2 separate regions of the Homo sapiens genome follow, and region 2 is linked to region 1. Evidence: chromatin loops called from intact Hi-C (ENCODE). Cell type or tissue: gastrocnemius medialis. All regions are shown on one strand. Links, peaks and the distances in the headings refer to the core of each region. The heading gives the core; the rest is flanking DNA.

The links. Peaks named below come from ENCODE experiments on the same cell type or tissue, not always from the same donor. Only the 100,000 strongest peaks of a DNase experiment are listed, where the experiment ranks them.
Region 2: it touches region 1 in a loop (6-fold over the local background); 11 of 110 quality-filtered maps call a loop at or near these places.

What each region holds. Positions count from the first base shown.
Region 1 is chr20:22,686,737-22,695,516 of GRCh38, reverse strand. It overlaps LOC124904963 (a long non-coding RNA gene), which reads right to left. Exons shown (of 2, transcript XR_007067729.1): 2 at 3,807-4,053. Among named protein-coding and RNA genes, the nearest start is that of LINC01747, 5.8 kb to the right of the region's middle. RefSeq lists a silencer at 3,613-3,712. In gastrocnemius medialis, for the core only: a CTCF peak has its summit at 3,714 (motif pointing left); a DNase peak (open chromatin) is centred at 3,626; H3K4me3 peaks cover 386 bases.
Region 2 is chr20:23,196,098-23,204,877 of GRCh38, reverse strand. No RefSeq gene overlaps it. Among named protein-coding and RNA genes, the nearest start is that of LINC03125, 52 kb to the right of the region's middle. In gastrocnemius medialis, for the core only: a CTCF peak has its summit at 3,709 (motif pointing right); a DNase peak (open chromatin) is centred at 3,687; H3K27ac peaks cover 1,317 bases.

The sequences.
Region 1 (8,780 bases), core at 195-8,194:
GCTGTTAAATAAAGTTTAAAAAAATACGTCCTTAGTTGCAGCAGCTAGATTTCAAGTGCTCAGTAGCCACACGAGGCAGGTGGCTATCATTTTGCACAAGCAGTTATGGAATCTTTCTATCATGGCACGAAGTTCTATTGAACAGCGCTGGCCTGCGTTTGGGGAAATAAGTTGGAAGAGGACAGAAAGGCAGCAGCAACTGAGGATACCCTCTTTGGGATCAGTGTGGGCCAGAGGCTTGGGCCTAAAAACCAAAAAATCCTCTCCTTTTCTCCTCCTGTTGCCTATCTAGTCCCCACAGCAGCAAGAAATGAAGCTGGAGGTCAGATGTGGTCAATCCAGAAATAGCTCCCTTCTTGAATATGTTGGTGGGGTTATCCCAGCCTGAACCTTTCATTTATTTTGAGCTTGAGCTGCCTTAGACTGTGCCATTTTTAATGGAATATTTCTTGGGCTTCATATCTTTAAGCATCTCAATTGCTCTATATTTCTGGTGCACTTTTGAACCAGATTCGCTCTCTCCCAGTTTAGGAAGGAGTGAGTGTTAAACAGTCCTGGCTTTATTGGCAGGGCTAAGGCACCCTGCACTCTGCACCGTGGGCATTATGATGACATAAAGACTATGAAGTTAAAACCCAGAGTGGCTTCCATCCAAGATCCTTGTGAAACGATGGTGCTATGAGGGAACCAAAGATTGAGCAATTTGAACAATTGAAATTAGACTGAACAATTTAACGCAGGAGTTAATTTTCTTAAATGAAAGAAGAGAGGATAAATTTGGAATTGTTTTGCAAAGAAAAGACAGGCCATGGTTACTGTCAGAGATAGGAATCCAACATGGAGCCTCACTCCTTGGAGCTGAGACTGGCTGAGCAGAAGGACCAGAACCCCCAGCCTCTGCTTACAGCTCCCCTAGCATCCTTCTCTCGGGTTCTGTGGACCACCCCCAAATATGACCTCTGAGGAGCAGACCTTGGCTCAAGGAATGCTTTGAGTTCCCCAAGAAATAGAAGTTTTAAAAAATATTATGTTAAATATTTTGTTTTAAAAAAAACAACATAGAAGCTGCCCCTTGTCCTCAGAGATGGCACGAACTTTAGTTCTATACATGAGAACTACAACTTGGGGAGGTGGAAGTGCTTCCTGGGTCCAGGAACCAAGAAATAGGGCACAAGCAGAATTGAGCTAGTTGGGTTAGTACCCCAGGCAAGAACAGGGTTATGAGGATATCTGGGTAAAATATGGGACATCTGACCCCCAGAACACGCTGGACAACACAACCAACACTGAGGCTGACTTTACTAAGCTGGGAGCTGCTGACTGATCTTCTCGTGGCCTGGGATGGGTGCTCCCAGTGCCTGGGGAAGAGCCAGTCCTGAGTATGGCAGCTCAGCAGGTGGATGAGGTAAGTGTGGGGACCAGTAGACCTTCCTTTCAGACAGAGAGGTAGATGGATAAACTCCAGGGAGGGGTGCCTGCCTGAATAAAAATATGAAACCTGGAATGGGTAAGAAATTAGCTTAGGTTCACACGGAATCAACCCAAATGCCCATCAATGATAGAATGGATTAAAAAATGTGGTGCATATACACCATGGAATATTATGCAGCCATAAAGAGGAAAGAGGTCATGTCCTTTGCAGGGATGTGGATGGAGCTAGAAGCCATCATCCTCAGCAAACTAACACAAGAACAGAAAACCACACACTGCATGTTCTCACCCATAAGTGGGAGCTGCCTCTCTACCCTGAATGCAAGAGACCCTCATAGTTAGACAATATCATTGCCCCTATTCAGCCTGAAGAAGTTACAGAAGATGGATCTTTGTCCCTCTGCAACCCTTAGGATTAAGGGCTCTCTTATAAAAGGGAATGTTAGAGGCATGTGAACCAGAGCAACTTCATCTTAAACAGGAGCTGGGTAATATGAAGCTGAAACCTACAGGGCTGCATTCCCAGACGGTTAAGGAATTCTAAGTCACAGGATTAGACAGGAGGTCGGCACAAAATACAGATCATAAAGACCTTGCTTATTAAAAAAAAAAAAGAAAAAAGAAAAAAAATTAGCCAGCCAAAACCCACCAAAACCAAGATGGCGACGAGAGTGACCTCTGGCCATCCTCACTGCTACACTCCAACCAGCGCCATGACAGTTTACATATGCCATGGCAATGTCAGGAAGTTACCCTATATGGTCTAAAAAGGGGAGGCATAAATAATCCACCCCTTGTTTAGCAGATAATCAAGAAATAACCATAAAAATAGGCAACCAGTAGCTCTAGGGGTTGCTCTGTTTACGGAGTAGCCATTCCTTTATTCCTTTACATTTTTTTTTTTTTTTTGAGTCTCACTCTGTCACCCAGGCTGGAGTGCAGTGGCATGATCTAGGCTCACTGCAACCTCGCCTCCTGGGGTCAAACAATGCTCTGCCTCAGCCTCCCGAGTAGCTGGAATTACAGGCGACTGCCACCACGCCCAGCTAATTTTTTTTTCTTTTCTTTTTTTTTTTTTTTTTTGTACTTTTAGTAGAGACGGGGTTTTGTTTCCATGTTAGCCAGGCTGCTCTTAAACTCCTGACCTCGTGATCCACCCCCCTCAGCCTCCCAAAGTGCTGGGGTTACAGGCGTAAGCCACTGTGCCTGGCCTAGTTTCTTAATAACCTTGCTTTCACTTTGCAAAAAAATAAATAATAATAATAAATGGGAGCTGAACAATGAGAACACATGAACACAGGGAGGGGAACAACACACACTGGGGCCTGTCGTGGGGCAGGGGTAGAGACAGCATCAGGATAACTAGCTAATGAATGCAGTGCTAAATACCTAGGTGATGGGTTGATAGGTGCAGTAAACAACCATGGCACGTTTACCTACGTAACAAACCTGCACATCCTGCACATGTATCCCGGAACTTATAATAAAATTTAAAAAAATAAAATAGCTTGGGTTCATCGGTGGTTTCTACAAGGAACCAGAGTCCCACTGTCTTTGCGTGGATCACTTACTAACCTTGATACTCAGAGCTAGGGCAACAGCATCTTTAGAAACAAAAAACAAGGAAAATGGCTCAAAATGTGATTCACTTTTTTTTCCCAGGCCCTCTTTCCTCTCCAAGTGCTTGCATTTTGCCTCCATCTTTTCTCTTCCCCATTGTTGGATATTTTCACCGTGCTCATCTCAGCACTGATGGAGAGAGGAAGGAAGAAGGGCTGTCTGGCCATGCCCAGCCATCCCCACCGGGAGAGGATGCCCAAGGAGGAAGCTTCCAGGCAAGCTTTCTGGGAGCTGGAGGAGTTAGAAGATGAGGTTCTTCATCTTCATATGTTCCCTGCAGGCTCAAGGTACTGCTCGCTGCTTGCAGGAGGGACAGGGAAGCCTGAACACCACGATAACCCCAATTGGGGTTATCCGGCAGCTGCCCCACACCCTGGACATGCCGACAAGGAAAAGAAACACCGGGAATGTGTCTCCCCTTAGTCCTGCCTCTGACCTAACCTGCTGTTGGTCAGAGTTAGAGGCTGTGCACATAACCAGCTTCTCCATCAGGCCTGAGCTGGGGGTCGCTTGAGACTTTATCCAGCTCATTGCTCGCGCCTTGGCGGAGCCGGCCATTGTTAGCTCTGCCAGGGCCTCCGGCTGAGGCCGAGCCGGTAGGGAGCTTGTGCCTGTGCGGCCGAATGAACCCTGAAACGGCACCCTCTGCTGCCCTCTACTGTCAAATCGGCTTAATTGCAGACGGCCTAAGCGGCTGCTTCAAAAGGGAACTAGAAGAGGGTCCTACATTCAGACACGATTTTGCTTCCACCTGCTTTTATGAATTTTGCATCATTTTATTGGCATAGATAACCTAAATGAAAACATTTTACTTAAGCAAACCTCAATGACATTCCCTAGGACCCAGGGTTTGCCTTTGACCTAGGGCACAAACGTCTTCCTTCTCAGTGTCTGGCAGAGGGTCTAGCAGCAGCAGGCCTGGCTGATGGTGCGCTGTGAAGCTTTCGCTGATGTGCTTAGTAAGTGCCGGGGCACACATTCTCATTTAAAGCGCCTGCAAATCTGTGCAATAGAAAAACACATCCAGTAGCCAGAAAACGTGTGAGCCCTGATCTGAACTTAGGTCTCCTTCGAGGGCTTCCAGTTTTTTTGTGCAGAGTCGCTGGACTCATCTGGAACGCTACTTGATTAAAGTTTGGGAATTTCTGATCCTCCCAGAAAGCAGATCAACCACCAACTAAGGCTTCAGGCTCTATGGACCACAGGCACCACCGCTTCCTCCTTAACAGCTGGTGGGTGGCTAGGCAGACCCACTCCACCACACTTATGTGGGACCACCAGCCTGGCATTTGGTTGCTTGGCCCAAATATCAGGGCTTGTTCCATCCACAAAGACACACTGCAGCCCTGCTACATGCCAGGCACTTCTCTGGGAGCAGGGATGGGACAGCAGTCAGAGACGCGAACTCTACCCCCTAGGGTGCTGGCAGCTTTTTCGCCAGCTCTTCAGATGCTTCCGTATGGTGGAACCACATAGCGCTCAGACAGCTTGGCCGTCAGGTGGTTTATCTATAGCCCTAAAGAGAAAAACACACCCATTGTCCACAGAGCTCACTACAGACAGTCCAGGAAGTGCTCCCTGGCATGCCTGCTTTCTGGGCAGTTTGCACAGTTGATCCCGTTCCCCTCAGGTGGAGAAGCTTCAGGGTCTAGGGGAATGAGGCAGAGCAACAGTGGAAGGTCAGGGGACAGTGAAGTGGGGTCACTCCCAGGTGCTGAGCTCTGGCAGCCACTGGCACCAGAAGGACAGACAGTAAAATAAGTGATATTTCCCAAGCATACAGAGAGTTATTAATTAGAGTTAGCTATTTACCAGCTAAGTGCTGAAAGGGTCCATGGTAATTAAAAGAGCTAATCAGATTTTCAAAGGGCACCAACACCATGTAAACATAAGGGGATTCTACGTGCTGTTCTCGGCATGTCATTTGAAGCTGTTGGGGTGAGGGGTTGTGGCTGTTGACTCTTCTAGTAGAGAAAGCACCACCCTGTTGGCTGCTCACCCCTAGAGAAGGATGGAGGGACCTAGAATTAATGCCAGGGCCTCCCAACAGGTGCTGCACACACATTTGCACTGTTGTTTGTAAGTATATACAGCTCTTCTGGCTTCTGATTTTGTTTTAGCTTTAATTATCCAAAGTGCTACTAAGTTAATATCAATGTTTTTCTATTGCCTTTTTCTCTATCAGTGGTTACGAAACATGTGTCCATCACGTGTTGTTTGCCTTTAGATCCATTTCACAACCGCCCCCTGCAAACGCTGTTTTCCAGGCTCTCTTGCCTACTGGCTTCCATTTAGGTTCATCCAACGGGAAGTGATGTCAAGAGATGGAGGTGAGAGGAAGAGGGAAGTGAGAGCATTTCTCTCCTCACCCTGACCCTTCACCTCTGATTGGAGTCCCTGGTGGGAGCGGCCCCTCCTGGACCGGCTGGGTGTCAACTCCAGCTCTAGCCAGGTGACCCTTCCTTAGACCCGGTTGCCACTGCGAGACTCAACTCCAAGTTCTATCTTGGCTTCTCCAGATTTAATCTTAAGAGCAGCTGCAGCTAATTTCTGAGGTTTGAAAATAACAGTAATTCACATAAGCAGGTTAATGAAATACAGGAAATGTATCACTTTGTAAATTCTTACAGTGTCCTATTTTAGGATCCCTGGAAGCAGAATCTGAAACAAGTCTTTGTGTGAAGATTTATTAGAAAGTGTTCCCAGAACAACAACAACAAAAAGAGGCAAGACAGTGGAAAGGTGGGACTGGGGAGTGAAAAAAGTGAGCCAGGAACCACGTGGGTGCTTCTGGCTTCCTCCTGCTAGGGAGTTCTGAGACAGAGTCAGGGCTGGTCACACCCCAGAGAGGCCGCACTGGCGATGAAGGAGCTGGAATATTCATATTCTGCAAGTAGTAAAGGGTTAACCTTGCCCAAAGAAAGGTGTGGCCCTGGCACAGCTCCTGGAAGGCAGCCTCTAAGTCCTTTAATCTCTAATGTCCTGTCTGATAAGTGTCTGTTTACCGAGGCCTTAGGCCACACCAGGTAGTTGATGCTAAGGATAGGATTCACAGTGGAGGTCTTGTATCAGCTTGATCTGTCAAGGGGCTGGAGACCAGGTCAGCCATGTAGATTGTCCATCATGTTTACGTGACCAAGCCTTCAATAAAAACCCTGGACGCCAAGGCTCAGGTCAGTGTCCCTGGTCAGCAATATTCCATGCATGCTGCCCCATGTCATTACTGGGAGAACTAAGCACTGCTGCAGAGCCCCACTAGGAGAGGACACTGGAGCACCACAGCTAGAGCTCTCCTGGGACCCACCCTAGGTGCATCTTCCCACTGCTGACTTCGACTTGCTGTGTAGTGTTGGAACCATGTGTAGTAAGAGGTAATCGTGAATCTGGTGACCTTTCTGGTTCCTATGAGTTCTCTTGAATCATTGAACCTGAGGGATGTCTTGCGTCCCTTGCATCCACCCATCACTGGGTAAGGACTGTCTCAGGCCCCCATGCAAGCAGGGTGAGCACAAGGGCTCCAGCAGCCTTGGGACAGCTGCTCACAGAGAGAAGCTGGCACTGGCTGTGGGGGTCATAGCGGCACCCAGGAACAGCATGCACAGATGGGGAAAGGTACCCCAGGGATGCATGGGGCACTGACAGGGCTGGAGGTCAATGTGAGGGCTTCAGTTCCCAAAGCCCCTGTTCTTCCCAGCATCTGGGTGTGGTATCAAGAATTACTTTGGCAAACTGATATGAAGATATTGGTAAACACGAGAACATCTCTCATCATTAATGAGTCATCATATGCTGTTACATAATCAGGCCCCAACCCCTCCGACCAGTGGTTAGAAGCAGAACAAGCTGTTGTGAACTATACATCTAATGCTAATTAGTATGGCTTTAGAGCAGTGCTTCTAGGGCTGCAGCAAGCCCTGGAGTCCCCTGGAGGGCTGTGGGCACACAAGGGTGGAGCCCACCCTCTGAGTCTCTGATTTAGCAGGTCTGGGGAAGGACCTGAGCATTTGCACTTCCAGCTCCTGGGTGACGCTGCTGACAGCCCAGCACACGCTTGGAGAAGACAACTTTAAAGGTGCAGCCATGGGGCGAGCTTGCCAGGGGCCAGTTCTCCATTCTGGTGAGGAAGACGGTGAGCAAAGGGTAACAGGGAAGGTAAATGGCCAAGAGGGCAGGAAGGGCTAGAGGTGGACATGGGTAGGGACACGAGTAGAGGACAAAATGCCCACGTCTCCAACTCCCCAGGGGAACAATTCCCAGGTGTGGTCCACGTGGTTTCTTAGACTTTGGCAGGCCTAAGCCCCCATGCCCACACAGGCTTTTTCCACAGAAGTGGATCTTGATGTGGCACAAAGAGGAAGTGCTGCTAAGAAAAAGGGAATTGAGTTCTGCTTGGTGTGGATCCTCCCAAAGTGGATCCAGAGACAAGGGCTTGGGTGCAGGCAGCTTATGTGGAAGGTGGTCCCAGGAAGCACAAATGAGGGAGTAGGGAAGTGAATGGAGGAGGCAAGGAAAAAGATAATGGAGGCGTCAAGGGCAGGTTACCCGTGTGAGCATCCAAACTCAATTCTCTGGGCTGGGGGTCTTGCCTGTGCTCCCCTTTCTAGGTAAGTACATTCACAGTGAAGCAGGCTCCTGTGATGGGGAAGCCCTCAGGCAGAGACAAGGGCTTGAATGGGAAGTTGTCAATTTACAGCAATCTGCCCCTCATGGCTGAAGATGAACACAGGTAGGCTGAGGGGATACAGGATGGGGCACCAACAATTTATCTGAGGGGTTTGATCAACATGTCATAAAGTGAAAAGAATCATGTCTGTTTTGCAATGAGATGCTTGTCACCCTTGAAGCACTGACAGAAGAGGGTGCCCACTGCCACCCAGACAGTGACTGCCCAGGATTCTGATGCAGAGAAAATCACATGCTTAACAGCAGAGAAATGCCACCTACCATTTAAAACAGGCCCTGACCCCATTCAGGAGGATGAGTAACAGTGAGCGAGGGCACATCCACTGCAAGAAGATGAATTCACAAACTCTAACACCCATGTCCCCTTGCCCAAAATTTAGCTCCAAAAATGATAAAGAAACACATTATTTTAAAACCACCTTACGTTTGACCTTGTCGTGAGTTCAAACTATGCAAACAAGTAAAGGAAATCATTGCAGATTGGGATACACGATGTGAAACAAATAAACAGGACAACATGATAGAAAGTAAAGTAAATTGCAGTGAGGGTGGGGTGAGTGGGTGCATTAGCTATGATTTTCAATGAGAGCCTCTGATAAAGTAACATTTGCTTTTTGTTCCCATGTTACCTGAGAGGGCAACAGAAAGTTTGAGGGATGAGAAAGTGGCAGCCACATGGAGCTCCAGGGAAGGAATATTTAAAGCAGAAGGAAAGCAAGTGCCAAGGCCCTGGGGTAAGAAAGAGGTGGGAGTCTTAGAACATGAAGGACGTGTGGCCGGGCGTGGTGACTCACACCTGTAATCCAGCACTTTGGGAGGCCAAGGCGGGTGTATCACGAGGTCAGGAGATCGAGACCACAGTGAAACCCCATCTCTACTAAAAATACAAAAAATTAGCCAGGCACAGTGGTGGGCGCCTGTAGTCCCAGCTACTCAAGAGGCTGAGGCAGGAGAATGACGTGAACCTGGGAGGTGGAGCTTGCAGTGAACCGAGATGGCACCACTGCACTCCAGCCTGGGCGACAGAGTGAGACTCTGTCTCAAAA
Region 2 (8,780 bases), core at 559-8,558, 510 kb before region 1:
CAGGGAGAAAAGAGTTTTCTTTGAAAGGGAAGAGTAAAGCAAGGCTGGAAAGAATTGGTGTGGGGAAGTGGGACCCGCAGGTGGTCTAGAAGGACAATTGATGAGGAAACTGACAGCCAGTTCTCTTCATGTCGGGAGGGAACATCAAGGAGGGGCCGTCCACATTCTGATGCTGGCTTAGGCTGAGGGTGCGTCTGGGGGAAGGAGAGAAACTTAACCAAAGTTTGGTTAATTCAAATGAGAAGATATCTTGTCCAGATTGGTCACTGTGGCAGGCAATTCAGCTAATCATTTATGAGGCAAAGAATGGAAATGGTGGTGAGTCTGTGACTGTGTGTTACGGGTAAACGAGGAGTCATCCATGCGTCTTATCCGAGCCACATGGGGAAGGGTAGGCTTCGGCAGTAAGCCATTTCCAGGAACAGGAGGGTGGGGGTTTTCTTACGTGTCCGTGTTTTCCAAGGTCTCAGGCTTAGGTAAAGTTGAACATTGCTGCTGCCTGTCATATGCCACCACTTTTGTTATTTGTCATTCCTGTCAATGTACAGTTTTCAACAAGTTAAAAAAGACTCATACAAATATAGAATGAACCCAAGTCAGATATTTCACTCAGCTCATCAGTGAAGAAATAAGATGATAAAGTTGATTCAGAAAGAAATAGAACAGGTTTTAGTCTACCAGAAAAGACTTCTTGAAGTGTTTGCTGACTTACAGGTAACACTGGTTGGTTAATGTCCTGCAGGGCAATAAAACTGTAATCTTTAGCATTATTTTCCTACAGGACAGAAATGATATGCATTTCTCCTAGACAAGTTCTCTAAAATATCATGTGATCTCAGTGTATAGCCTCAAATAATAGTAACTGGCAGGTCAAACACAGGTGCATTTCCCTAGATAATTAAATAATCCTTATGTGGCCTTAGTAAATATGGCCCCAGTATTGTAATAAAACATTGCGCCACCCACTTTGGGGCCTTATTTCCATATTTTAAATACTTTTTCTTAACATCCCTAAGAATTTATATAAGGCCTGATTATGAGTCGGCCTGTTGAAGGCATATTCAGGTCATAACCTTATTCCAGACAAGCATTCCAATCAGGAGAACAGAACTTAGGGGATGGTCTTTTTATAACCATTGGCAGGAGGGTAGTGATAATGTTTTGTTGTTTGGTATCCCAGGATTTTCCATTATTTTGGCAAACTTTAAAAGATTAAGAGGGAGGAAAAGAACCTGTTTCTATTAACATCACCCCACAGACCAAAAACAGTTTAGTAAGTTTCAAAACAAAAATATTTTCCTGAGGGATGAACAATGCAAGCTACCAGCAACCTAGTGTGTCAAGGCTCTGCTGCAAAGTGTTGCCAAACAGCTATTATTAGTTCTTCCAGACCCAGAGCCCTTGTTTGCACGCCCAGATGAGGCCACATTTCCTAAAACCATCAAAACCTGCTTTAATTAGCCTGTTAATAGAAACTTGTTGTGAGCCCAGTTACTCCTTGCATCCAATCTTTGCCTCCAATCTCAGTTAATTCAGTTGAACATCACGTATCAGGAGGAACCCAGTGATTCTGTTAATAAAAATAAGCTGACTTATCAAGGTTTTAACAATCAGAGTGAAAAACAGGAATCATTTAGTAATCCTTCCAGCTCAAATGTGAACAACATGATGTTTGTTCTCTGCAAACCCTTGGTGCTCTAAACAATTTAATTGCCCATGTTATTTATAGAGAAAGTGTTTTTTGGAAATGGATGCCAGATAAGCATGCTCCCCTGAGTAGCTGAGTTCAGCACTCCTCTAGGGATGGAGGATGTACACGCAGGGTTCCATTACCCAAAGAAGACCAGTGCAGCAAAGGTGAACCAAGAATGCAGGCTTTGCATGGTAACGGGACAGAGGAAGATGAGGTGGGTGGGGAGGGAGGAAGAGAGTGTTTTTAGCTGCATCTTTTGCTTGTTAATCCTCACTAGTGCATTATTTTTTTCTTCATGACACTGATCATTATCTGACATTCAATATATTTTGCTTTCTGTTTATTTGCTGTCTGTCTCTCCTTACCCCACCCTCCACCCCCAACTAGAATGTCACCTCCCTCCATCAGGGCACTTTTTTTTGTTAGAACCGTGCCTGACACATAGCAGGCACTGTTAAAGGTAGAATAAAACTGTAGAGATGGATGTCTTAAATGTAACATTTTATTTGGGATGTGAGAATTGCAATGCAAGGCATACATGTAGATGGGGTAGTCTTCAGTATGATGTCCAAAGACAAAGAGGAGGTAGGAGGCTTTATAAAAAGGTAAAATGTTAGATTTTTTTTCTAGAATGTTCTTTGACAAGAGTAAAGTTTTGGGGAGCTGGCAGGCTCTGCTTGGTGAGTGATGGCAGTGGGTAAAACTAGTCTTAGAGTCATGTCAGGGTGTTTTAGTAGCCATGAGATATAGGTTATAGGCAGTTTCCGCAGCCAGGCTTGCAGACAATTACATTTTTGGAGCAATGTTTTGTGCCCTGAGTGCATTCCCCTAGGCCTCTTGAGTCTGTTTAAGTCAGATGTGACAAGAATGATCCAATTTTTATGATCAACTCCCACAGCCTCAATACATACTGGCTGAATAATAATGATGAATGAGAAGAAAGGATGAGTGAAGCCAAGTGCTCAGGAGAGGAGCTTAGAGTGGCAGTCACCAGGAAATCACAGATGTCAGGGATGGACAGAAATCCTGGGGAAGCTGCGGGACTTGGGGTTTGAGTTGATATCTGGGCTGTACATTTAGGGAGCTGCTTTATTGAAAAGGGAAACTATTTATATGCCTAAGACCAGCACCCCCCAGTTCTCCCCACATGCATCCAGAGGCCTGTCCTGTCTTCTCTGTTCCACTCTGGTTAGAAGCCCACCGCTCACCCCTCTGTCTCCTACATCGGAGAGCCGGGAGCTCTCTGAAGTTCCACGCTGCTGTTACTTGGCCTTCATGCCTTCCCCTGCCTGTAGCAACCTTCCCCCCGCCTCATCTGCTTTAGAGGAACTCCTAAAGTTCAACTAAGGCTGAACTCTTTAAGCCTCCAAAGCCCGACTGGGAGTCACCCTTTGACCCCTCCTGAGCAGCTAGCACATCCCCTTCATGCTGACCTACAGTTTGTGTCTTTGTCTATTGTTACTACTCTGAGCTGGAACAGTTCCACCAAACTACTCAAGAAAACCCTGGATGCCACTTATTGAGCACCTGATCTGTTCTAAGTCCTTGAAATTCGGTCTCATTTGATTTTCAGAACAGCCCCAAGAGATAGCAGCTTATCATTCAACAGATGGAGAAAATGGAGTTCAAGGGAGATTGAAATTTACCTATGACAGTGACACAACTCACATGTAGCACAGTGGGATCAGAGGGTGTGTCTGACCCCAAAGACCATGCCAGTTAACAACACAACAGCACTAAGTTACACTTCCATCCATCTCGCCAACTGTTGGGATCATTGTCATAAAGAGCAGCCCCTATTCCATGATTCCATGGCTTCTTCCCCCACCTATTCTTGTCGGATGTTGGCTCTGTAAAATTCCCTCCAGAATTTCTGGCAGGTTTAGGAGGGAAGCTCACATGTGCTCATGGACTTGTCAAATTCCATGGGCTGTCACTGCTTCCTGCCACACCCCCACTGGGTAGACGGGGTCCCTGAGGCTGCTCCGAGCTCCCTGTGGCATGTCCGGGTTGGGTCCTGGCTGTCGGGTCCTTGCTCTCCACCAGGTGTCATGCTTCTCCTTCCAGGTGCTGTTCCGATACCCAGCCTGCCATCTCTGGAGGAAGCCCGCCACTCCTCAGCCTCCCTGGGAGGCCAGATCTCAAACTGTGATTGCTACACCCTAATGATTTATAGTAAAGCAGCCTTTTCTCTTCTATCACCTTGCTGCAGACATCCATAGGGCTTAGACATGAATCACTGGGGGCTGTACTGGACCATCCCAGTGTTGATGTTGTGTTGAACTGGGAGCTCCTTTCCCCTCCAATGGCTGAGGTTTGGTCCCTGAGTATGTTCATGGGGACCAGATGCCCTGCCCTTGAGAACGGCCCCCATTGTGCACCTGGCTGCTCGGACTTACATCATCGTGGCTTCAGTGCACGGCAGAAGGGGCTTTTCACTGTGTACGTCGGTATCGGGTAGATTTCTATCATGGGGTGGCTGGCCTGGCCACCAAATTCCACAGCCTCAAGCGCAGCCACCACTGCGCACTTACTCCACCCTGTTGCCCTGCACGCGGCTGTGGACCAGTCCTCCCATCATCTTAGTACGTTGCACAGCACCATCCTCACCACACATTTGCTGAGCAGAAGTGTGAATGAAGGCAGAAGTGTGAATGAAGGCAGAAGTGTGAATGAAAGCAGAAGTGTGAATGAAGACGTCTAAATTGCATGCCTGGTAGTTTTTTTTACTGGGTCTAAAATTGAGGTTTATTTTACTTTCAATGTGTTTTTTATTTAAAAAAAGATTCTGCTCAATTTTTCTGTGAAACTAAAACTCCTCTAAAATAGTCTATAAAAATGTAGAGATTGTGTGTAGATGATGAATTAAAAACAAACAAACAAACCGGTGCTTTGCTGAGCTGCTCTGCAGTCTAAGCAGAGGTCATAACATGGCTACAGGTTTCACTCCAACAAATACAAACAAGCAAAAACATCAATTTGTTAGTCAATCAATAACCATTCAATCAGGGGTTCACCCAGAACCTTTGGGGTTGGGTCCTGGGACTGTACAAACCTCATGTGGTCACACAACTGTCTATATCAAAAGGAACATACATTTATTTTCAATTGATTTCTAACTTAATTGCAGAGTGATCAGAGAGCATAGGAAACCTGTTCTTTGGTGTTTGTGAAGCTCTGCTCTGGGGCCTCACAGGTAGTCCATTTGTATTAGACTTCTGGGCTGGCTTTGAGGAAGCAGACAAGGTATCCCAATGCTCTCAGGTTGTTGTTTGGAAACTCACACCTTTCTCTGGGACTCCTTGCCCACGGAGATCCTCAGCATCCTCCCCTCTCGTATTCCCTTTCCCCTTGCAAGCACAACCTTGGGAAGGACTCAGCTTGCAGGTCATGCATAGCTTCTTTGAAGTCATATGGTAGACAGAGTTATCCCCAGATCAAACTGCTGTGAAGAAAACCATTATCAAGACAAAATTTAAAATGCCCCGGTGGGGCTGTCGGTGTCCTGTGCCATGCTGGATTGAGAAGCAGCCTGCTTGGAATTGTCAGCCCAGTTGGGTGGCAGTGGTCTGGTAGGTAAGAACAGTTGTTGTAAATTCCTGGGGTTTGTGCTGCTTCTTACTCTTCACAAAGCATTCTGCATTCATCTGCTTCTTGGTTCCTCATGACAAGTCTGTGAAGTCTGCATTATCTTGCCTTAGGAATCAGGGATTTCCACCCCTGTGGCCTCTGTTCCATTCACCAGCATCCTTCTGTGACCCAGATGTAAAAGTATCACACAGAGGTGCAAGAGATCGGGGTTCTGATCACAGGCTGCATGTTAAACTTCCTGCCTGACCCTGGGTAAGTCTTTTACAGATTTTTCTTCTTCATCTGAAAATTGCAGCGGTTGGATCAAATCCATGATTTTTCAGATGAAATCTTCTTCACATATAAAATAAACGGCTTTGACTGAAGGAGGAATGGGCCTGGAGTCCTCTCTGTCTTCCCTCTGGCCTCCCTGTCTTCTGTAAAATCCTCTCAGCCACTGCTATAACCCCTAGGGCTCACTGGAAATGTTGACCTCATGATATGTAGGTGTTTGTTTACCTTAGCATTATGTGACATTTTATTTATCTGTAAAAGCAAAAAGATTGGATTCAGTTGTCTCCAAGGATGAGCTGTGATTTAACCCCAGGTTTGCAGGGATGAATGAATGATCTGCCACCTCTTGCTGATTAAAGGCTTTATCTTCTCCATCCAGTGGAAGCAGTTTCCTGCATGGGAACTAAGAGAGGTCACATATGGGTGGTGAGCTTTTTTGAACATTGGGGCTGCCTCCTCTGGTTCTTGGGGAGATTCTGCTTCCTGCAGCATCAACTTAGAGATAGCTTTGCTTTCATGCCACAGATCCTCTCCTCGGGTACCAAGCAGAGATAGAGTTCCCCATGAGGAGATCCCGTTACATGCTTGGCCACACATTTCTTTTGAAATGTCGCTGGGGAAGAAAAGCTCTCACCAAAATTACTTCCTTTCCTTAGGAAAGATTGTTTTTAATCATAATTTAAAGATTCATGGGCAGAACTCTGTTTCTGTGCAAGATGGAGTAACAGGGACTGGATTTATATTCCCACCTGAAAACAAAACAAAACAAAACAAAACCAAAAAGCTAGACCAAATACATAAAATGACAGTTTCAAGACAAGGAGCATCAGGCAATGGAGGACAGGGAGCCCTGAGAGACAGGGAAGAAATGAGGCAACTCATATGATTGCCCCAGTTACTGCTTTGAGAGTTTCCAGGCAAGAGTAAGGACAGTCTGTTTAACAAATGGCACTGGAAAGGTGGGTTTTTGTTTACCTTAGCATTATGTGACACTTTATTTCTCTGTAAAAGCAAAAAGAATACATACAAGGAAGGAGAAGCCAGCTGGAGCCTGGCAGACTCTGAGTTGAAGACACAGAGTGGAGAGTCCAGGGAGAACCCACTGACTAGAACTGATAGGATGAGTACCAAAGAGGAGACACGTGCATGGAGACAGTGGGCAAGAGAGCTCTGAAGATATGCCGAGGGTCCCCCTCAAATATTCAGCAAATTGTTAATGGGTTCTGTTGAAGGCTGGGGAAAGAAGCATCTGAAAGATTTAGATTGAGCAATGCCCCAAGCTTACTCAGAGCTGTGAATAGTGCCTGTTCTTACCAAGATGGAAAAATCCCATAAAGTTAATTGGTATATATTTTTTGGAGAAATGTCTGCTCAAGTCCTTTGCTAATGTTTTAATCCGGTTGTTTTCGTTTTCATTTTTTTCAGTTGTGAAATCTGTAGAAATTCTGGCTATTAATCTCTTATTGGATATATGGATTTGCAAATATTTTCTTCCATTTTGTGGATTGCTTTTACTCTGTTGACAGTGTCCTTTGGTGCACAACATTTTTAAATTTTGAAGTATTCCAATTTATCGATTTTTTCTTTTGTCGTTTGTGCTTTTACTGCTATATCCATAAATCATTGCCAAATCCAATGATGTGAAGGTTTCCTCTATGTTTTCTTCTAAGAGTTTTATAGTTTTAGTAATTACATTTAGGTCTTTAATCCATTTTGAGTTAATTTTTGTATATAGTTAAGGTAGGGGTTCAACTTCGTTCTTTTACATGTGAATATTGTGTTTTTCCAGTGCCATTTGTTAAAAAGACTGTCCTTACCCTTGTTGAATGGTTTTGGTACCCTCATTCAAAATTATTTGACCATATATGTGAGAATTTAAACCTGAACTCTGTATTCTATCCCATTATTCTGTATGTCTGTCTTTATGTAAGTACAATGTTTTGATTACTGTAGTTTGTTTTTTCAACTTTTATTTTAGATTCAGGGGTACATGTACAGATTTTTTACCTGGTTCTATTGTGTGATGCTGAGGTTTGGGGTATGGTAAATGATCCCATCACCCAGGTACTGAGAATAGCACTCATAAGTTACTTTCTTAACCCGTACCCACCTCTCCCCTTTCTCTAGTAGTCCCCAGTGTCTATTGTTGCTGTCTTTATATCCATGAGGTCCTGATATTTACATCCCACTTATAAATGAAAACATGCAGTATTTGGTTTTCAGTGTCTGTGTTAATTTACTTAGGATAATGGCCTCCAGCTGCATCCATATTGCTGCAAAGGACATGATTTCATTCTTTTTACTGGCTGTGTAGTATTCTATGATGTATATGTACCATATTTTCTTTATCCAATCCACTGTTGATTGGAACCTAGGTTGATTCTATATCTTTGCTCTTGTGCATAGTGCTCCAATGAACAAGTGTGTGTGTGTGTGTGTGTGTGTGTGCGTGTGTCTCTTATTGGTGGAACAATTAGCTTTCTTTTGGGTATATACCCAGTAATGGGATTGCTGGGTCCAATGGCAGTTCTATTTTAAGTTCTTTGAGAAATCTCTAGACTGCTTTCCACAGTGGCTGAACTAATTGACATCCCCACCAACAGTGTATAGGTGCTCCCTTTTCTCTGTAGCCTCACCAGCATCTGATATTTTTTTTGACTTTTTTTTTTTTAGAAAGAGTTTTGCTCTGTTGCCCAGGCTGGCATGCAGTGGCACAATCTCAGCTTACTGCAGCCTCTGCCTCCCAGGTTCAAATGATTCTCGTGCCTCAGCCTCTCTGGTGGCTGAGAGATTACAGATGCCTGCCACCAGCCCTGGCTAATTTTTGTATTTTTAGTAGAGACAGGGTTTCACCATGTTGGCCAGGCTGCTCTTTAACTCCTGGCCTCAGGTGATCCACCCATCTTGGCATCTCAAAGTGTTGGGATTATAGGCGTGAGCCACCTTGCCCAGTGTTTTTTGACTTTTTAACAAAAGTCATTCTGACTGGTGTGAGATAGTATCTCATTATGGTTTGATTTCCATTTCTCTGATTATTAGTGACAATGACCATCTTTTTCATATGTTTATTGGCTGCTTATATGTCTTTGTTTAAAATTTGCCTGTTCATGTTTTTTGCCCACCTCTTAATGGGGTCTTTTTTTGCTTGTTCAATTGCTTAAATTCTTTATAGATTCTAGATACTAGACCTTTGTCAGATGCATAGTTTGTGAATATATCCTCC